Regions from separate parts of the Homo sapiens genome. Here regions 2 and 3 are each linked to region 1. The links are chromatin loops, found by intact Hi-C in ENCODE. Cell type or tissue: ascending aorta. All regions are shown on one strand. Each heading gives the region's core, and the rest is flanking DNA. Links, peaks and the distances in the headings are about the cores only. Region 1 overlaps CRIP2 (cysteine rich protein 2). Region 2 holds the start of LOC124903396 (a long non-coding RNA gene). Region 3 has its middle 4.9 kb from the start of MIR4710.

Region 1 (7,932 bases), core at 1,823-6,822:
GGGCCAGTTCCCTGCCCCCACTTGGCCCACGTCCCAGAGCTGGCCAGAGCACAGTGCTGGCAGCCCTGGGCTGCAGCTGCCACGGCCGATAGCCACCGAGACTTCCTTGCTGCTGCTGGGACACGCCTGCCCACCGTGCAGCCAGCCCCTGCCTGCCCTGGTGTGTCCCAGCTTCCTTGAGTGGAGTGGTTCTGGTCAGAGGGCTCTAAGCTGGTGCAGCCTTGTGGTTGGGCTGGTGTCCTGGAGGCTGGCCCTGGCCATGCCCAGAGGGTTGTACCAGGGCCACGGAGAGCCAGTATTCACAGCCCTCTACCTAGTAGGCCACCTGGGGGATCCCATCTCACTGCCAGGAGCAGCACCCTTGGGCCTCTCAGAGTGGGCTTCGCCCTAGCCAGATGCCCCTCCCCGATATCTGCCAGACAAAGGGGGCTGGGCCACTTGCTGAGAAAGGGAGCTGGGAGAGCCACTGGTCCTCGGCCACCTGAGGGGCTTGGCCAGATTCTGCCGGGCAGGGTGGGCCCAGCCTGCATGCTCCCTCCCCCCAGGGCCTGCAGCTTGTCCCCTTCCCTTCAGAATTCCGGCTCTGCTGGGCCCTTCCTGCCCCTCCCCACCTCTTCCTGCCTGGCTCCCTAGGGAGGCCCCTGCTTCCATCCACTGGGAAGCAGTCCAGTAGCCCCAGTGTGGGGGTGGGAGGCAGTGGCAGAGGGTCCCGGACCCTCAGCAGCTGCCCTCAGATCTTCCATGCCAGTGGCAGCCAGGGGCATTACGGCGGGGGGAGAGCTCAGGGTTTAGGACGAGGAATCCACAGACAGATGAGGGTCCCGCCTGGAGGACCCACGGGGACGGGGCCTGGCCTTCCCATGAGGGAGCTGGAGGTTCTGGGGCTGCACCTTTGACTCAGCAGCGGGGTGCTGCCAGCCCCATCAGGGCCCAGTTGGTGGGGATCAGGGGCGTGTCAGTGCGAGGCAGGTGTGAGAGGGAGAGCAGCATGTGTTGAAGCAGGTGCACTGCAGAGGCAGGTGTGTGAGTGTAAGAGAAGTGTTTGAGGGAATGACAGGTGGGGGAGATGCATATGTGTGGGGGGAGGCAGGTGTGTGGGGGGAAGCGGGTGTGTGTCTGAGGAAGCGGGTGTGTGTGGGGGGAAGCGGGTGTGTGGAGGCGGGCGTGTGGGGGAGGCGGGTGTGTGTGTGAGAGGAAGGTGTGTGGGAGGAGGCAGATTTGTGGGGGGAGGCGGGCGTGTGGGGGAGGCGGGTGTGAGGCGGGTGTCCGGGAGGCAGGTGTTGGAGCGCGGGCAGGTGTTGGAGCGCGGGCAGGTGTTGGAGCGCGGGCAGGTGTTGGAGCGCGGGCAGGTGTTGGAGCGCGGGCAGGCTCGAGCACAGGCCCCTTCACCGCAGGCACTGAGGGGACTAACAGGGCAGCCCCGGGCCCCTTCTCAAAGGCGGCTCTAGCGGGGTTCCAGGGCTGGGGGCGCTGAGACCCAGAGGGAGAACAGGGCCTGGGGGCGACGGGCTCCTCCGGGTCTCAGAAGGAGGGGCAGGGCCCGCCAGGTGGAAGGAAGGCGCCTGGGAGACCTCCTGAAAGTGGGGACCCCCGGAGCGCGTGGGGGTGGTGGCTGCCAGGTGGGGGCGGAGGGGGTGCGGGGCGCGCCCCGGCCCTGACCCCCCTGCCGCCCCTCCCGCTCAGCCGAGAAGGTGAGCTCCCTGGGGAAGGACTGGCACAAGTTCTGCCTCAAGTGCGAGCGCTGCAGCAAGACGCTGACGCCCGGGGGCCACGCCGAGGTGAGCCCCACTGCGCGGCGCGGGCGGGGGCGGGGGTCGCGACTCCCGCCACCCTCAGGCAGGGTCCTGACCCGCGCCCCTCTGCGCAGCATGACGGGAAGCCGTTCTGCCACAAGCCGTGCTACGCCACCCTGTTCGGACCCAAAGGTGAGCTCCGGCTGCCCTCGGCCTGCCCTGGGACCTGCTGGGAGGGGCGTGGCGCTGGCGCTGGGGAGGGCTGGGGGTCCCGGCCGCCGTGGATCCCCGCCCAGAGTCCCTGCCACCCTGGAAAGCCTAGTGCCCCCCAGTCCCCAGCGGGCCGTTTTCTGAGATGCCCGGTGGCCGCGGCCCCCACCCCACGTACCCCCGCCCCACGTACCCCCACCCGCAGGCGTGAACATCGGGGGCGCGGGCTCCTACATCTACGAGAAGCCCCTGGCGGAGGGGCCGCAGGTCACCGGCCCCATCGAGGTCCCCGCGGCCCGAGCAGAGGAGCGGAAGGCGAGCGGCCCCCCGAAGGGGCCCAGCAGAGGTGGGCTGGGCGCGGGCTGGGGCTGGGGGTTGTGGGCACGCGCGGGCTGGGGCTGGGGGTTGTGGGCACCCCCGGCCCCGCCCCGCCCTGACTCGTGCGCCCCACAGCCTCCAGTGTCACCACTTTCACCGGGGAGCCCAACACGTGCCCGCGCTGCAGCAAGAAGGTGTACTTCGGTGAGTGCGCGCCCGGGCCCCGGACCCCCGCCCCCGCCCCCGCCCCGGGGCTCGGCCTCACTCCTCCCCCTTTCCAGCTGAGAAGGTGACGTCTCTGGGCAAGGATTGGCACCGGCCCTGCCTGCGCTGCGAGCGCTGCGGGAAGACACTGACCCCCGGCGGGCACGCGGAGGTGAGGGGAGTGCAACGGGGCTTGGGGGCCGGGCAGGGGCGCGGGGTCGGGGGGATGAGGGTGAGAGGCGCGCCTAGAGGGGATGGGGGGTGGTGCTTCTGGGAGCTGCGCTGCCCTCTCCCCCACGGCGAGCCGGCCTGCACGTTCTGGAAGCCTCCAGGTGATGGGTCGGGGGAGTCTGTGGACTCCTCCCTCAGCACCCACCTTCTGCCCCAGCACGACGGCCAGCCCTACTGCCACAAGCCCTGCTATGGAATCCTCTTCGGACCCAAGGGTGAGTGTAGCCAGGGTGGTCCACGATGTCTTCCCTGCCCTCCCCTTCCCTCCACTGTTCCCCCGACCCACCCCAGCGGCCTCCCTCCACAGGAGTGAACACCGGTGCGGTGGGCAGCTACATCTATGACCGGGACCCCGAAGGCAAGGTCCAGCCCTAGGCTACAGCGGCTCTCATGATGTGGGCTCACCTGCGCCCCAGACCCTGCAGGGGCCCCCCTGCTTGGCTCTGCTGGGAGAGTGCTCAGCCGCCCAGTCCTGCCTGCAAGCCCAGGGCGAGTATTGGAGGAGGGGCAGCCACGGGCAGAGCACCATGCCCATCCCCGAGTCTCTGGTGTGTCTGCCCCCTCTGGCATCCTCTGGGCGTCCCATGATCCCTTCTGTGTCTGCGTGTCCGAATCCCCGTGTGACCCTGTCCCAGCATTTTCCCGCCGACCCTGCGTGTCCCCGTGGCGCTGTCCGCTCTCCCTCTCCTGCTGCCCACCCACCTGCCAGTGTTATTTATGCTCCCTTCGTGGGTGATGGCCACGCCCTCACCATGTCCCTGGCAGAGGGCTTCCCTCCGGGATCCCCTGCCTGGTGCCCACACTGCCTCGCAAGCGCTCGCCACCCTCACGTGGCTCACCTGCTGTTGAGCCTTGTGCTGTCAATAAACGGTTTGAGGATTGCAGGATTGTCTCTGCTTGTGGGATGGATGCAAATCCCAGACCAGGGTCCCTTTCTCCGGTCCATGCGTGCTCCCAGCCAACACCCCTGGGCCTGGCTGCTAGTGGGGGTGGGCTCTTCTCCTGGGGGTCATAGTGGGAGGTGGGGCCCTGGGATGTTTCTGAGCAGGAGGGAGGGATGGGGGCGGGGAGCGTGGTCTCCGGTTTGGGTGGTGGTGCCCACCCAGATGGGGAGGCAGTAAGAACGCCAGGCTGTGGGGAGGTAAGGAAGGTGGGAGGCATTCCGGGGCCAGGGTCCTGGCCAGGGTCAGGTGAGGGTGGGGTCCATGGAGGACAGAGCCTTGGAGAAAAGTTGAACCTAGAACCCTGAAAATACCAACAGCAGGCCTGAGAACCCGGAGCTGCCTGGGTGTGTGGACCCTGGCAAGCGCAGGAGGGGTCCGCCCTGAGAGCAGAGTGTGGCTGAGGAGGGAAGGGGGCCGGGGACCAGAGGAGGGGTCCTGGGCAGAGAATGGGGAAGCCGGCGAAGGTCGGGTGGGACAGAGGTCTCTGGCAGCCCCAGACTGGACTGGGATGCGCAGGAGGGTTTGGGGGCTCTGGTCAGAGCAAGGACTGGAGAGGCTCAGCGTGGCTGTTTCCAGCTTTTGTCCATAGGGTGATGGACAGGCTTTTGTGGACAGGCCTGCCTTGGGTGTGGCCCAGGGACAGAATCCCTGCCCAAGTGTTCTGGTGAAGGTTTTAGTGATGACCGACTCGCCCCTGGCGTCTTCATGGTCCAGGCTCTGCCCTTTCAGCCAGGGGCGCTGGCGGCTCCAAGGAGCTCTCCCCTCCCCCGCGCCCCGCCTTTGCTGTGCGCCACTCCTCGGGTGCCCACTAGAGGGCGCACTGTCCCATTCTGGCAGCACAGAGCAGAAACGTGGAGACCTTCCCCAGTGGCTGAGCCCTGTCCTGGCGCCATCTGGACTTCCCACCTTGGTTTATGCTCCTCTGCTCCTGGCACCACACCGAAGTTGCCTTGGCCCTTCCTTCAGTGAGGGGCACTCAGACCTGGCCACCTCCAGGCCCCTGTCCCCAGTGCTACAGGGTGGCCGGGGCTTTACGCCTCTTCCCTGCTCCCAGCCGTTGGCACAGCTCCCTGCCTGGCCACCCTCCAGCCCATGGGCTCAGACGGAGCTGAGCCTGGATGCTGAGCCCATTGTCCCGAGAGCAGCCATCCATGTCCTGGCGGGGCCTGGGCTGGCTCCGGGGTCCAGCCGTACCACAGCTGCCCTCCAGCCAGGCACCCAGTGCGGTCTCCTCCCACCTGGAATTCAGCCAAAACCCCCGGGGCCTGACGTTGCGGAAGGGACGGCCAGTCCCCAACCCCAGGCAGAGGGGAGGATCAGGCAGGTTCCAGACCCCTGCTCACAGGAGAGGCTGGGATGGTTCCCCTTCTCATCCCCTCCTGCCAGGCCCAGGCTTCCTTGTGTGTGTTGGGGGGTTGTTTCGGGAGAACTGAGAATTTCCGGAGTGCCCGTCTCCGCCCTTGCTGCGGGCTCCCAGGGTTGCATGGGAAATTCCTGCTTTCAGCTTGGCGGGGCGGGGGGCGGGGGGGGGACTGGAGGGCTCAGCTGGACCCCCCTCCCTTGGGAGCCTCCAGTGGAAACTATGTCGTGAGGAGAGTGGTGGGTGGTGTGCCCTTCTCTAAAACCTGGGCGGCGGTGGGGGATTTGTGTGCCAGAAGACCTTCCAGGGTCGGTTGCGGGGATGATGTGGGTAAGGGGTCTCCTCCAGAGATCAGCCCCTGACCCCGCCAGGGACAGCAGCACCCCCGACCCCAGGTCTGGCTGGGGCAGGACCATTTCCTGCGGGGCCGGTTTGAGGATGACGCCTGCCTGCCGTGTTTGTTTCCAAGTCATTGTCATGGAAACCGGGGCGGTTGTTGCTACTGTTTGTCTGGACTGCGTCGCTAGGCGGTGTTGCTGGGGTTGGCTGGGTGCCCACGGCACTAACAGGGCTCGCTTGGTGTCTCCAGCTCCAGGAAGCTATGCCCTCCCAGCCGCCTGCCAGCCAGGTGCTCCCTTGGGTGCCCACAGACCCAGATATCCCCTAAAAGGGAGGGGAATCTGGAATGGGCTCTTCTGCCTTTGGGCGTGCCTGCTTCTCTGTCCCTGCCTTGGGGGCTGCTCTGCCCTCAACCTTCACTCTCTTCTACTTGGACCTATGCCTGGCCAGTGAGGCGGCTCTGAAATGCTATCTGCTCCATCCCTCCCCTTCAGAACCCCTGGGAACCAAGTCCAGGGATCCACAAGGCCCTGGTGCCCCATGGGGCTAAGCTCACACCCCGGCGCTCTGTTGAACCGAGCTGTGCCGCTCCCCGTCTGTACCCCCACTGTCCAGTCTTCCCGTGTCTCCTGGCCAGGTCCCTCCAAGGTATCCCCCACTCCAACCTGGGCTGGTGGGGCCCTCACTGGTGCCCCCAGCCAGGCATCTTTGTGGGGCCAGCTCAGCCTGCAGCTACCCCTGTCTCCACTTCTTCTGGCCCCTGCCCGGGACCCCCAGCACCCTTCCTCCAGGCCCTGCCCAGCCAGTGACCGCAGCATCGGCCCTGGGTACCCCTGCTCCCAGGGTCTTCCCTAATTCCTGGACCCCTTCGGACTCCACACAGCTGGGACTAGCGCCCCTGACCCTGACCCTCCACAGGACTTGGTGGGGCACACCTCCCTCCCGGCCCTGGGTCCAGCTTATTGGGGGCCGGCGGTAGCCTGAGAGGTGGATGTGAGGAAATCACCCAGTGCCGTGGGCCCCTAGCTCTGGACCGTGGAGGGCTGGGCACAGGCAAGGGCAGGCTGGAGGACCAGGACGGCCAGGTATGGGCAGCACTTTTCCCAGCGCCTGATGGGCTTCCGGTGGGGATGTGGGGTCCAGCTGCCAGGCGGGGAGGCTGGAATTCCAGCCTCTGGAATTCCTGGGCTATGGCTGTAGGATGCTGGGTACTAGGCCCAGCCTCAAGAGAGGGGAGGGAGGTCAGGGGCACCCCATCTGGCCAGTCTGTGGAAGCCAGGCAGGGGTGCAGCCCCGCTGGGGGCAGGGCTGGCTGAGGGAGCCCCCTTCTTCCCTCTTTCCACACCTTGCCACGTCTGCTCTGGGAGAGGAGGAACTGCGCAGCCTTCCCACCTGCTCGGGGCTGGAGGTGAGGCCTGGAGGACAGGAGGTGCCTGTCTGGTAAGCCTGTCCCATGCCAGCCCCATGCCAGGTCTGCCCAGGGCAGGAATGGCCACTGAGCCCAGCACGGCCAACCGGGGCCAGACCACAGGCCAGACAGGGGGTCCCGGGAGACAAGCAGCTGAAAATAGACCCTGGGAACTTGGGAGTGTCTGAGACTCAGCTGGGCCGAGAGGGAGGGGCAGGGAGGTGGGCCCTGGGGAGGCCTGAGCTGGGCGTGGCCGGCTCCGCGCTGTCCTGGCATGCATGTTGGCAGTGCAGGGCACCTGGTTGCAGAGCATCCAGGACAGGCCTGGCTGGCCTGCAGCCCCGGGAGGGCACCTCACACCTGCCCACACTCTCAGCCTGGGCATGGGGCAAGGGGAGGTGGTGGGGAGGGCTCCAAGGACAAGGAGGGGCATCTCAAGGCAAGTCCCCAAGCTGAGTCTGCAGAGGAAGGGGCTGTGGGCCCAGAGGAGCAAAATGTTCCTAGAGGGGTGGACGGTGGGATTCCTCAGGGACAGTGGGGCCCAGCCCTGCCTCCTGGGTTACCCTGGTTCCTGGAGCCCAGGCCTGGCTGCAGGCTGCCGCACCCCAGCCCCTGTGGGCTTCAGCCAGAGGGCCAGCAGGAGCAGGCCAGGGCGCAGGGATGTGTGCAGAGGGCGGGCTGAGCAGACAGAGGCGGCCTCCAAGATGCACCCGGAACACTGCAGCAGCCCCCGCCACCCCCGGGTCTAGGGCCCTCTTGCTGTCCAGGTGCAGGGTGGAATGTTCTGGGCATAGAGGCAGCCTGGGGCGAGCAGCTGCGGAGCTCCGAGTCCCTGCCCCGACCACTCTGTCCTCTGTTTGTTCCTGAAACAAATGCCACCAGCACCCTGCAGAGTGGGCTGAGAGGTACAGGGGCTGGGGTTTCCAGCCAGCCCAGTGGGCCTGAGTCAGGCTGGCCCCATGGACGAGGTCAGTGCCCTGTCCTAGGTGCATCCCCGGCCAGGTGAGAGCTGACAAAGCCTGAGGCCTAGTGACTGGGCTGGGGCTGGTCGGGGGCAGTGTGTCCCGGAAGCCGGCAGGACCCTGACCTGCTCAGATGGAGGTGGGCGTTGGGGGTGGGATGGCCTGAACACGGAGTGTGGGTGGAGAAAGGAGCTGGAAGCTGGGGTCCTGCAGCTGATGAGGG
Region 2 (5,000 bases), core at 1-5,000, 740 kb before region 1:
CAGAGAGGGGAGCCTGTGGCTGGGTGTTTCCCAGAACAGGGCTGGCTCAGAATGGCTTTTTCTTTTTCATTCTTAGACGGGAGGTGCCTGCCCAAAGGGAAGGGTTTCTGCTAAAGTGGGTGAGGGCAGGTTTGGCCGTGGGGGTGCTGAATTCATGTTCTGTGGGAGGGTTAGGCCTCCTCATTCCTGCATGAGAGGAGCGAGCTCCAGAGCGGGGCCCGCAGCTGCAGAGACCTGCACCAAGCCACCTGGAGGTGTTGGCACCAGCCTGGGCCAGACCCTCCCCGACCCAGGCCCCTGACCAAACTGCTGCCCTCCTTCCAAGGTGCAGGATGCCCACATCCCAGTCCCGCACAGACGCATCAGAGCTGGCCACCAAACCAGACACCCCAAAATCCAACAGCAGTGCCCTGCAGGGACAGACGAAGCCCCATGTGGGTCAGTCCATGTCCGGGGGGTCCTCAGTACCCAAGTGCCTTCAGCTCAGCCGGGTTTCTGTTCCAGGGGGGCAACAACGCCGGCCACACGGTGGTGGTGGATGGGAAAGAGTACGACTTCCACCTGCTGCCCAGCGGCATCATCAACACCAAGGCCGTGTCCTTCATTGGTGAGTGCCCTGCCCCGACCTGTGTGTGAGCAGGAAAGGGGGTGTCAGCCAGCCCAGGAGCCCCACGCATGGGGGCACGGGGCACCAGAGCCTGGTGATGACTGCTCTAGCAGTAGGCTGGACCCCAGCCTCCACCTGCCCCACCAGGCACTGGTGCACAGAAACCTGCATAGCCCGGGCCTGGGCTGGGAACGCAGCTGAGAGGACACAGGGCTGATGGGAGGAGGGGCAGAGTCACATCCACCGCGCAGGAGCGGGAGTGCCTGATCCCTGATCCCTGATCCCTGATCCCTCACATGCACATACTTCCTGTGTGGGCATGGAGACCACACGCCCATGTGCCCGTGACTCCATGTGCATACCTGTGAGTGAGTATGTGCTTGCGACAGGCCTGGCTTCTCGCTGCGTGGCGACCAGGCTGTGTGGACAAGGCCGTGCCCTCCCCGGCCCTGCCGAGCCATGTGGCCGTCCTCTTGCCTGGGCTGCTGTGGCCACGTGGCAGGCCTGGTTCCAGCCCCTTCCCAGTCCGTGCTGCAGAGGGACCTCCTTCCACATCGCCTGCCCCCTCCTGGGTCCGGACACAGCTCCTCCCCTGCAGCCACCTGTGACCACTCAGTGCTCCAAGAGGCGAGCCACCTCTGTCCCCAGGGTTCCGTGGCTCTTTCCCTCCTTCTCTCGGTCAGAAGCCTGCTCTGTGCACCCTGGCCTCAGCTCTTAGCCCAAAACCCCCTTGCTCAGAGAAGCTTTTCCTGATCCCAGTGGCCAAGCCAGCCAGGCCCCTTCTTGTACTTTCCCTTCCAGCTGTTTCCAGACTTCAGCAAGGCCATCCTTGTGATGTATCTGACCCCTTCCCAGCCCGTCAGGAAGTGGGGGTCAGGCGCCTCAGGTGTGTGCCCAGCAGATGCATGGGCCTGGACCCATTCAATGTGAGCAGAGGGAGGAAGATAGCGCGGAGGTGGCTGCCGCAGGGGCCATGTGTGGTCAGGGGCTGAGCTGGAGTGACTCACCCAAGACCATCCCCTGGGGTGCAGACCCAGTCCCTGGCCCTCCCAGCAGTGGGGCCAGGACAGTGTGGGGGCGGTCCCTAGTTCACAGCAGGGAGGCCCTAAGCAGTGAGGTGGCCTGCCCGCCATGTCGCAGGAGCCCCTAGCCCTGGCAGACTGGGCAGTAGCGCTGGCTGGCCGCTCCGGGTTGTGCTGCAGGAAGCCCTTCTCCAGCCGCCAGCCTCGTCCTGCCCAGCCCTGGGCCCCACATGGCAGGAAACAAGGCCAAAGAGGCACCGCTTAGCAAGCGGCAGGACGTGCCAGGGCTCACACAGACACCCTGAGCTTGCAACACTCCGGGCCTCTGCCGCGTGTTTATTTCAGGATGCCGTGGCATTTGGGTGACCTTTTGTGCTCACCATGGCTTGCGTCGTCTCCGGGTCACTCTCGTCTGGACTGAAGTCCCGTCTCCCTCAGCTGAGCCTGTGCCATGGCCAGCCTCAGCGGGAACTGGCAAAGGGAAAGGGGTTCCTTGGGGAGGCAGCAGGGGTTTCTGAAGGCTTCATCTTCAAGCAAGGGGTTTAGAGCTCAGGAGTGTATTTGTGTTTTTTTGTTTTTTGTTTATTTTGAGACAGGGTCTGGCTGTGTCACTCAGGCTGGAATGCAATGGCACAGTCCTGGCTCACTGCAGCCTCAACCTACTGGGCCCAGGGGATCCCCCTGCCTCTGTCTCCCAAGTAGCCAGGACTACAGGCTTATGCCACCGCACCTAGCTGATATATATATATATATATATATATATATATATGCATTTTTTTTTTTTTAGAAATGGAGTCTTGCTGTGTTACCCAGGCTGGCCTCCAACTCCTGGCCTCAGGCAATCCTCCTGCCTCAGCATCACAAAATGTTGGGATTATAGGCATGAGCCACCATGCCCCACCAGAGCGGTGCATTTGTGACAATCGATGAACCTACACTGACAGGTCATGATCACCCAGAGTACATAGTCACCTCTGGGTTCACACTTGGTGCTGTACATTCTACCAGTCTGGACAAACGTATGCTGTGTATCTGCCACTATAGTATCGTACAGAATTTTTTACTGTCCTAAAACCCCCGAGCTCCACCCATTTCATTCATCTCTCCCCCCTCAACCCTCGGCAGCCACTCACCTTATGCTGTCTCCTCAGTTTTGCCTTTTCCAGAATCTCAGAGTTGGAATTGTACAGTATGTCGCCTTTTCGGATTGGCTTCTTTCACTCAGTAACATGCATTTAACTTTCCTCTATGTCTTTTCATGGCTTGAAAGCTCATTTCTTTTCAGTGTTGAATAATACTCCACTGTCTGGATGGACCACAGTTGATTTCTCCTTTTGTTTACTGATGGGCCTCTTGACTGCTGCCGAGTTTCGGCGATTATGAATAGAGCTGCACATCTACGCGCAGGTTTCTGCAGGGACATCAATTTCCAGCTCCTTAAATACCGAGGAATGTGTTTTGCATCCATCACCACCATCCACCTCCAGAACTTTCTTATCTTCACACACTGAAATGCTGAAATATCAAATAACTCCCCAGTCTCCCTCTCCCAGCCCCTGGCGCCTCCCATTCTACTTTCTATCTCTATGAATTTCACTTTTCCAGGGACTTCATATAAGCGGAATCATCCTGTTTGTGTCCGTTTGTAACTGCCTTATTTCACTCAGCATAATGTCTTCGAGGCCTGTGTCAGAATTTCCTTCCTTTTTTAAGGCTGAATACTCTTCCATCGTATGGGTAGACCGTGTTCTGCTTACCCATTCATCTGTCAATGGACAGCTCTTGGCTACTCTGAATAATGCTGCTATGAACATAGGTGTGCCCATTTCATGCTGGGTTGTTTTTTGTTGTTGTTTGTTTGCTTGTTTGTTTTTTGAGACGGAGTCTCGCTCTGTCACCCAGAGTGCAGTGGCAGGATCTCAGCTCACTGCAACCTCCGCCTCCCAGGTTCAAGCGATTCTCCTGCCTCAGCCTCCCGAGTAGCTGAGATTACAGGCATGCGCCACCATGCCAAGATAATTTTTTGTATTTTTACTAGAGATGGGGTTTCACCATGTGGGCCAGGCTGGTTTCGAACTCCTGACCTCAAGTGATCCTCCTGCCTCAGCCTCCCAAAGTGCTAGGATTACAGGCATGAGCCACCGCACCCACCCATTTCATGCTGTTCTTAATGTATGTTTTCCAGTGTCTGGGACACAACTCTGTCTCTCATGCCTCTGTCTCTCATGCAGGCAACGGGGTGGTCATCCACTTGCCAGGCTTGTTTGAGGAAGCAGAGAAGAATGAAAAGAAAGGTAGGTCCAAGCTCCTGCAGACTTGCCCTGTCCCAGACGCGGTGCCCTGAGCGGTTGTTGGCTGGAGCCTTCCTGAGGGTTTCTCCCACGGAGGGGACTGGCAGGGGTGGGTTCCCAACATAGCTGGCCCAGCTCATCACCCGCCGGCTCTACCCGCGCAGAAAGCGAGTGAGCTGGGCAACCCAGAGGCCTCAGATGCTGGTGGCCTCAGCATCACGGGGCCAGGTAGCACCTGGGAAGTCCAGGAAGGAGCCAGGGACCTGGACCAGACACCCAGTGGGAAGTGGGGACTGCTGGCCTAACTATGCCTGCAGGGAAGGATGTGGCTCCTGGGGGCTCTGCGGAGCATCTGGCCAGGCACGCAGAGGCCAGACCCACCAGCTGGGGGTGTGGGCAAGTCAGACCTAGTGTGGGCAGGGACGGACGGCAGCCTGAGTGGGTCTGGGAGGACGCTGAGCTGCAGCCTCAGGCTCAAGGGCGGGACGGGTGTGAAAAGAGCAAGAATGTGATTCTGGGGACATGGGCACCAGGGGGTACCCAGACTGAGGCCCTGAGGGGGCAGGTCACCTTCAGAGTGGCAGCAGCTAGGGAGGAAAGCCGGGCACTCACACCAGCTCTGGCTTCCCAGCCTGGAGTGGGCGAAGCCTGCAGGCACGAGAGTGGGCATCCTGGCGGCGGGGTGGAGTGAGGGTCCGGGAGTCTCAGCTGGGGAGGAGACAACGAGGGGCGGGTCTGCCGCTTGCTGCGCAACAGAGGTGGCCCTGTCAGCCTCCTCCCTGCATGCCTTACCTGGATGGGAGCCGGGCGAGCTAGCCCAGCTCTGGCCCCTCACGTGTGAGCTGCAGCGCACCTGTGAACACTGACCCACCTGTGTGCCGTGTCCCCGCAGGCCTGAAGGACTGGGAGAAGAGGCTCATCATCTCTGACAGAGCCCACCTTGGTACGTTTCCCACTGGAGTACAGGGAACAGCCCCTCCTGCCCCCACCATTGCCAGCCGGCCCTGCTCCTACATGGCCACCGAGATCAGGGAAGTCCCCAAGGCCTTCTTGCTCCACATGGCTCCATTAGCTTGTACA
Region 3 (7,932 bases), core at 1-5,000, 800 kb before region 1:
CCCTGGGGGTGGCCAGCTGGGGTGGGCTCCCCACTCCTGCCTGGCCGTAATCAGGGAGCCGTGCCTCGGGATGTGGGCACACACTCGTGCACACGCACACCGTCTCAGCAACTGGGCTCTCCTGAGAGTCCCCTTCCCAACCCACAAAACAAGACCTGCCAGCGCCCCCACCCCTTCCTCCCACTTCTGTCCCCCTCCCCATAGCCCTAGGTACAGCTGCAGAAACTGAGGCTCAAAGGGGTCAAGTCCCTTCACTCCATGTGGCAGAGCTGGGGTGGTCAAGAGACCCCAGACCCCAGCTGAAGCCTCCCGCCCTGACATGGGAAGCCGCTCCTGTGGGGCCTGAGCAGGTGCCCAGGACCAACGGGCCAGCCCAGGTGAGAGGCTTCCTGCCAGGAGGCCCTGAGGGTGACCTGGCCAGGGACACCAGTGCTCAAAGGTCCGGGTGGGTCCCAGCCCCAGCTCACCCTCCGTTTGCTGGCAGTGGCCCCTCTACTCTCCCCCAGGACTCCCGACAGCTCTGCAGAGAGGCCTCATCCCCACCCAGCTGGGCAGACTCCGACCTTGCCACCGGGTGCCTTCCCATTCTCCTGGCTGCCAGCCACTCCCCTCTTGCAGCCTCAGTTTCTGCATCTGTAGGTTGGGAGTAATGAGATTCCCCAGCCGGCCCGCTGGGAAGGCTGGGCATCCTGGGGGAGGGAGGGGGAAGGGAATGCCAGGAGCTGGCTGGAGCCAGGTCAGGGAGGCATGGGCCCAGCCCCAGCCGCAGCAGCCACTCTGTGGGCCCAAGCAAGCCCCGGGCCCTGGGCCTGTCCATCTGTAAGCAGGGTGATGGCACTGCCGGGCGAAGTGGCTGAGGGTGGGCCCAGCCCAGCTGCCCTCCCTAGGCATTCATCAGGCCCAGCGCTGGGGCAGGGCACCCAGCCCACACCACATGGATGGGGATGAACCTCCAGCTGGGCTGCCCGACAGGGACAGAGGCAAACAGGGCTCCCAGGATTCCGGGGCCAGCACAACTCTGTGGCTGCCGTAGTGTCAGCTCCAGGCCCCAGAAAGGACTGCAGGGGACCAGGCTGCTCCTGGGTGACCCCAGATGTCCTGGCTCTTCTCTAGGGGATCTTGGGCTGAACAGGGGACTGAGGCCCCAGAGGAAGGCAACACAGGGTCAAGACGGATCCCTGAGGGTCCCCAGTCATTTGTAAATTACCTCTGCCCTCTGCAAAGTGTGAATGCTGATTCCTCGGCCTCTGCCCAAACATATGCACTCTCTCAGGTTCACGCTCACACATCCCCTTACCATTCGGCAGACCCCACCGGCTCTGCCCCAGCTCACCCCCTCCACCTGGCCCTACCATCCTCTGCCCCTCACCAAGGGGGACCCTCCAATCCAATCCCATAAATCAGGGTCCCCGAGCTGCACTCAAAGCCTCCGTCACCTTTCCGTGCTTGTGGAACAAACCCCCCCTCCGTCTTCTGACTCTCACCCCTCCCACCTCAGTGTGTGCAGAGGAGCCTTCCCTGCACACAGCTGAAGTGGCCCTGTGTCCCCTACCCTGGACTTTGGCCAGGCCATTGACCAGGCTGCTGCCTCCACCCATGCCTTGGCATCTGGGTCATTTTTTATTGATGGTAGCTTGGCCCGACTTGGGGGCTTCACACACACCTCCCGTCCAGCAGCCCTAGGAGGTGGGACTGTTATCACCACCCCTATCTCAGCAGGCAGCAGAGCCAGGACCCAGACCGGCCCAGCCACAGCACCCTCCCACTGTACCACGGGACTGCGCTGTTCACAGGGCCACTCCTGACCTCTGGGGAGTCCCTCCAGGTAGGCCAGGCCAGGCCTGTGCTCTGTAATGCAGTCCACGCAGGGCTCCCTGCTGCCCGGGGCAGGGCGGTGGTCCGACAGCTCCCACCCCTCAGGGCCCGTGCACCCGCAATGCCCAACCTGCCCAGCCCACCCAGCCCAGCCACCGTCAGAGGGAGGTTGGCGATGACTCAGGCCTTGAGTCAGCAGCATCGGATAAGGATGCAGCCAACCCTCTGCCAGCATAAGGGATCCCCAGACAGCCCCGAGCTCTGCTAGCTGGGCTTGTGGGGACCCCTGGCTGGAACCGAACCAGGCTCATCAGCGCTCAGGAGCCCGGGAGCCACCTCCCCGGGAAAATTCACATGCACACACACACGCACACGCGTGCACACAGAGGAGGCCTGCCATCAGGGTGGGTGGGGCTGGACTAACACCAGCCCAGGGAAGAGAAGCCAGAGATGGTGGGGCGCGGTGGGCAGTGAGGCGGGGTCTCAGCTGGAGGGGCTCACTCTGACTGTGGAGCACCCATGTGCCTCCTAAACAGAAACTCCACACAGGCCAAGGAAACAGAGCTACCAGCTGACTCACTCTCCCAGCAAACACCAGCTCCTCCCCGAGCCAGGCCCTGGAAGAGAAGTCAACATCACGAGCTGCCATCTGGGGGGTGGCACCAGGCTGTGAAGGATCCACAGACTGGCATATGCAGGAGGAAATGGGGCGGGCGAGGAGTAAGGACCCCAAAAAGCAGGGGTAGGGAAGGGCCCTCCCAGCGCCCCACTGTAATAGGGGCCTCATCAATGCCCCATGCTCACTGAATAAAGCACTGCCAGCGAAAGGTGAAAAGAGGAACAAAGAACATTCTCCTGGACGCCACCCACAGAAAGCCACGTGCAGGCTTGGCCCTCACCTTGGGGACCTTGGACACGGAGCTGGTTATGTCACATCTGGCTCTCAGAGCTGGGGCAGCGTCTAGGAGGCCTGATGTAGAAAGCACTCAGCTAAGCCCTAGTTACCGGCACACGGGCACCAGCGCCCCCTCTCAGCAAACTCCACGTCTTATGAAATTAGCACTGGATTTCCACTTCAATTGGAAAATATGGCCAAGGTAAGAGATCAGGAACGACAAGGCCAAGCTGGGGTAGCCGAGAAAGCAGAGCAGACACGGGGGCGGAGAGGTGGCTGCAAGCATCTGAGTGCAGGAGGCACAGGCCCCTGAGGTCCCGGAGGGCAGCACGCTGGTGCAGAGCCGGGACAGCCTGGGGTTCACTCACTGGAGAGGCAGGGTGGGCGGGGCAGGTGAGGATGGGGGCTGGAGCCCATGACATCCCCTTGGTTGCTGAGCATGGCTGACCCCTGGCCACACCCGGCCTGGACGTTGAAGTCTAACTGGGGAGCCAGGCAGGGAGCCAGGCAGGAAACCGGATGCAAGTGGAGATTCCAGGCTGAGGCGCTGTGGGAAGGAGGGGAGCTGTCACTCTCCCAAGGCGGGAAGTGGGAGGGGCTGGGAGTCTCCAGGGAGGGGAGGAGGGCCTGGAGGAGTTCCCTGGGGTGGGGGTCCCAGAAGAGCCAGCAGCCTGTGCGGCGGCATGGGAAAGACCCCAGTGCCTGGCGAGGAATTGGCACAGCCAGTGTATGTGGAGTCAGATAGGGGTTTGGGGTTTGGGGTTATTTTTAACCCGTAAGTCTCCCTGCTATTCTACAGGAGAAAGGGAACGCTGTGCCGGGCGCTCAGGAAGATGCAGGCAGGAGGCAGCAGTGTGGGGAGGGACAGGGAGGGCCTAGGGGCTGGGTCAGAGCCTTGCCCAAGGGGCTTTAGCGGGGAAGTGCTGGCCTTCCCACCCCTCCTCTGGAATCTGTCACCTCCCACCCTGGAAGAGCTCAGGAGCAAATGGATTCCTTTCCATGAAAAAAGCATAGTGCCTGGGGCTAAGCAAAGCCAAGACTGGCAGATAAGGTGCCCCAGATGAGCAGGCAGCTGCCTGCAGTGGGGCGCGGGGCAGGGCCAGGAGGCGGGAGGGCGGCAGGGAGCAGGGACAGCCATCCGGCCTTTGGGATGGGCAGCACCCCTGGAGGCGTGGGGAAGGCAGAGCGGGCTGCCTGGCCTGCAGGCCAGGTGAGGGGAGAACGCAGGCCAGAATCCAGCCATAACCTGGCTGCAGGTCCCATCCAGGTGGGAAGAAAGAGTCTGATATACTTCCAAGCTAGCAGTGAAACTAGGAGGTTCTGTAAGAACTGGGGAATTATTTACCCTAACTCAGGAATGCTCACCGTGAAACCAAGCCCTCACCTAGGGGAAGGGCCACCCCAGCAGTGGCCACTCCTAAAATCCTCACGTCCCCCCCGGACAAGTCTAGCCTCCAGGATGGAAGAAAGTCAGCCAACCCTAGGATTATCACGTCTGGGTTGAACTGAGGGGTCTTCTGTGCATGCAGCCTGCGCTAGTGGCTGGGGCCTCCGCAATGTTGGGTGTGCCTGGGATAGCTCAGAGTAACACGGCTATACGGCACTCAGGGTTGGAAGGGGAGCCAGGCTCCTCTGGCTCTGAGCTCAAGCGGTCCACCCTCCCGAGCCTCCCAAAGTGCTGGGATTACAGGCGTGAGCCACTGCTACCTTAATAAACTAAGTGTTAATGTTGAAAACCCAAGGAGCAGCAAAGGTCCTCAAAGACACAGAGACCTGGGGGAGGGGTCTGCGGGTGGCTGCAATGGGGGAGGGGAGGGGTGGAGGGGAGGAGGGGCCCTGGGGAGGCAGCACAGACTGGTTTGTAGAGTGACCCCTCCGTGGCTTCCTGGTGACCCTTCCAGAATAAATCCCAAGCATGCATCCTCCTACGTGCCTCAGCCTGGGGCTGCCACTCCCTGCCTCCCACCGTCCACTCCAAGAGCCTAGCTCCCCTGGGTGCCTGGGTCCCCCACCAGGGGTGTCAAAGCAGAAGGCTGGCATCAGTGACCAGCACACCTGAAGGCCCTGGAGCCGTGGGGCAGGGAGGGAGGTGTTCAGGGAAAGATGGGAGGGTAGAGGGGAGAGTGAAGGAGAAGGGAGAAGGCCCGCAGGGGAGGGCAGACAGTCGCAGTGGTGTCCTCATTCCAGTCACCATTCCATTCATAAATACTTCTGAAACCCGCCCCCCTCCCCACCACACACACACAGACACACACACACACACACAAATTACCTCCGGAGACTTTGGAGACCTACAAAGTCTTGGCACTACATCTCTTCAAAACACAGTCCAGTGGCCAAAAATCACCTGCAAGACATTCTAGACTTTATTTCCTTCCCTCCAAGATCATCAGGCAAGATCCAATTCATCAGCCTACAGGGCCTGCCCTGAGCCCTCTCCCCCTCTCCCCTTCTCTGCCGCCCCACCCCTGCCTCTTCTGAGTCTGCAGGGTTCAAGGCCAGAAGCAGAGCAAGTCAGAACACAGCTACACGCAGGCAGACTATGGGTTGGGGTGCGGGTGGGTCTCAGGCACTTCCCTGCTCTCAAAGGAGCACCTCCAGGGAGCCCATCTGGTGCTCCCTCCAGCTCCTCAAATTCCCAACACCAGGGTTGCAAGGCCCAGTGTCTTCTCACCTCGTTAGGTGGAGAACCCCTTCTTTAAGCAAAAGATGGCACGGACCCCCGACATAAGACAGTTCAAAGCTGAGCGGCTCTCCCCATCATGCAAGTAACCTGCGTGCCGCCACGGGAAACAGCACGCATCCCATCTGGACTCCCACCAGACAACTGAGGCAACCGAGAAGGAGGCTGGGGAGGGACAGCTCGAGGGCTCACTGGAGGTCAGCAGGGAGGTGGACTGCGTCTCCCGAGGGCCAGCACTGGCTTAGCCTGCTCAGTGAGGTGCCCGAAGGAGGCCCACCAGCTCTGCCAGCACCCGGCCTCTGCACCTCAGCTTTCAGCGGATAGGTTTGTGCAACGAAATATTTCATAGAAATCAAGAAACATGAGTGAACGATGCACACCACCGCGTGGATGAGTCTCAGAGACTGTGGAGCGAAAGAAGCCAGACACAAAGGTTGACATTTACACGCAATCCTAGAATGACGGCTCTATGGTGGCAGAGAGGAGAAAAGCAGTTAGCTTTGGCAGGTGCCCACGGAGGGGGCTATGCAATGGAACTTTCTGGGCCCTGGAGGTGTTGCAGAGTTTGCTATGGGTGGTGGTAGTTACGTGGGTTTCTATGAATGTAAAAACTCTTGGTGTGGTAGACCCAAGCTCTGGGCACCTCACGCATGCCATGCAGCAGCTCGATCTGTGACAGCGAGTCCTGTGTTCCATGATATGGCTGCAAACACTTGACAGAGTGAATGCCGAACCTCTGCTCCTAAGGGAAATAGAGGGCCAGGTTCCTACGAGCCTCTGCTCCAGCCTTTTCAGCAACCAATCAGTACACAATAGAGTTATTTATGTGTTTCTGTTAATATATGTCACTAAACTCCCGGCCAAGAGCACTACAACTCATGCCTGTACAGAGCCTGTCCAACACATGTATTTTCTCCATAGGACACATCATCTCAAAAGCAAGTATTGATCTTATTTTATCTCATTTTCAAGAGATGCAGACTGTTCTTAAGCAAGTACTGGTTTTAGGTTTACAAATACATTTTAGCGAGTAGGCAAATTTGCAAGTACAGAATCTGTAAATAATGAGATTCTACTGTATGTGTGTGCAATATTCAAATGAAGAGGACAGAGCTTCCTGCCTGACACAAGCCCCTGACTGACTGCCCCACCCACCGTCCCTTCTAAGAGCAGCAGCCTGGTCCCAGCTCTTGCCTTCCCTCCTCAGACCAGGGATAAGCCCTGACCAATGTCTACCTCCTGCAGCCAGACACAGACAGGCTGACTCAGGTGCTCTTGGAGTTTGAACTGAGAAATGCAAGAGAAGCTTGCAAAATGCTGAGAGGCTCCACAAGGGGCTGCTGAAGCCCCAGCAGGCAAAGCTGCCAGCTACAGAGCAAAAAGCCAAGGGAGGGGCAGGGATGTTGGAGGAAGGACCTGGCTGGAGGTGACTGGGGGCGGTCGTGTCCTTGTCAGCAAGCATAGAGCAGAACAGCTGCCCAAGGTGCCACAGCTGGAAGGGTGAGTGGGTGGATGGGTGGATGAAAGGGTGGGTGGGTGGGTGGATGGGTGGATGAATGGGTGGGTAGGTGGGGGGATGGGTGGATGAGTGGATGATGGCTGGGTAGGTGGATGGGTGGATGAGTAGGTGGATGGATGTGTTGGTGGATAGGTGGGTGGGTGGATGGATGAATGGATGGGCAGATGGATGGATAAGGGTGGGTGCATGGGTGGATGAATGGGTGAGTAGGTGGGTGGATGGGTGGATGAGTGGATGATGGGTGGGTAGGCCGATGGGTAAGTGGATGGTGGGTGGATGGATGGATGGGTGGGTGGATGGATGAATGAATGGGCAGATGAATGGATGAGGGTGGGTGGGTGAGTGGCAAATGGGTGGGTAAGTGGGGGGATGGGTGCATGAGTGGATGATGGGTGGGTAGGTGGATGGATGGATGGGTAGGTGGGTGGATAGGTGGGTGGGTAGGTGGGTGGGTGGATGGACAAATAGATGGGCAGATGGATGGATGAGGGTGGGTGGATCAGTCGGTGGGTAGGTGGTTAGATGGGTGGATGAGTGGATGATGGGTAGGTGGATGGGTAGATGGATGAAGGGATGGGCAGATGGATGGATGAGTAGATGATAGGTGGGTAGGTGGATGGGTGGATGGGTAGGTGGATGGATGTGTGAGTGGATAGGTGGGTGGGTGGATAGATGAATGGATGGGCAGATGGATGGATAAGGGTAGGTGGATGAATGGGTGGGTAGGTGGGTGGATGGGTGGATGAGTGGATTAAGGGTGAATAGGTGGATGGGTAGGTGTATGGATAAGTGGATGGACAGATGGGTGGGTGGATGGATGAATGGATAGGCAGATGGATGGATGAGGGTGGGTGGGTGAATGGGTGGGTAGGTGGGTGAACAGACGGATGAAGTGTGGGTGTGTGTGGGAATGGATGGATGAATGGGTGAATGGGTACATAGGTGGGCAAGGTGGGTGGACATGGGTGAGCAGGCATGTTTTCACTTACTTCATTCTGTAACAATGTCAGAGATCATCTC

Evidence for each region. Peaks named below come from ENCODE experiments on the same cell type or tissue, not always from the same donor. Only the 100,000 strongest peaks of a DNase experiment are listed, where the experiment ranks them.
Region 2: a loop joins it to region 1, with 2.9 times the contacts of the local background. A loop is called at or near these places in 2 of 110 quality-filtered maps.
Region 3: a loop joins it to region 1, with 2.6 times the contacts of the local background. A loop is called at or near these places in 4 of 110 quality-filtered maps.

What each region holds. Positions count from the first base shown.
Region 1 is chr14:105,476,583-105,484,514 of GRCh38, forward strand. It overlaps CRIP2 (cysteine rich protein 2), which reads left to right. Exons shown (of 8, transcript NM_001312.4): 2 at 1,684-1,778; 3 at 1,868-1,925; 4 at 2,149-2,289; 5 at 2,397-2,465; 6 at 2,543-2,637; 7 at 2,854-2,911; 8 at 3,004-3,580. The coding sequence ends at 3,071. Among named protein-coding and RNA genes, the nearest start is that of CRIP2, 5.7 kb to the left of the region's middle. RefSeq lists enhancers at 4,235-4,956, 4,625-4,734, 5,515-5,834 and a silencer at 4,345-4,494. In ascending aorta, for the core only: a CTCF peak has its summit at 4,448 (motif pointing right); DNase peaks (open chromatin) are centred at 4,439, 4,899 and 5,499; H3K4me3 peaks cover 2,718 bases; H3K27ac peaks cover 4,310 bases.
Region 2 is chr14:104,734,516-104,739,515 of GRCh38, forward strand. ADSS1 (adenylosuccinate synthase 1) reads left to right here. Exons shown (of 13, transcript NM_152328.5): 2 at 505-607; 3 at 3,861-3,923; 4 at 4,813-4,863. It overlaps LOC124903396 (a long non-coding RNA gene), which reads right to left and starts at 2,999. Exons shown (of 3, transcript XR_007064365.1): 1 at 2,763-2,999; 2 at 2,010-2,100; 3 at 53-626. In ascending aorta, for the core only: no CTCF peak of the experiment used is centred there; a DNase peak (open chromatin) is centred at 1,926; H3K4me3 peaks cover 761 bases; H3K27ac peaks cover 5,000 bases.
Region 3 is chr14:104,678,671-104,686,602 of GRCh38, forward strand. It overlaps a transcript of INF2 not described here. Among named protein-coding and RNA genes, the nearest start is that of MIR4710, 4.9 kb to the left of the region's middle. RefSeq lists enhancers at 2,154-2,710, 2,355-2,404, 2,765-3,054. In ascending aorta, for the core only: a CTCF peak has its summit at 2,874; DNase peaks (open chromatin) are centred at 1,991, 2,421, 2,691, 3,231 and 3 weaker places; H3K4me3 peaks cover 3,055 bases; H3K27ac peaks cover 4,800 bases.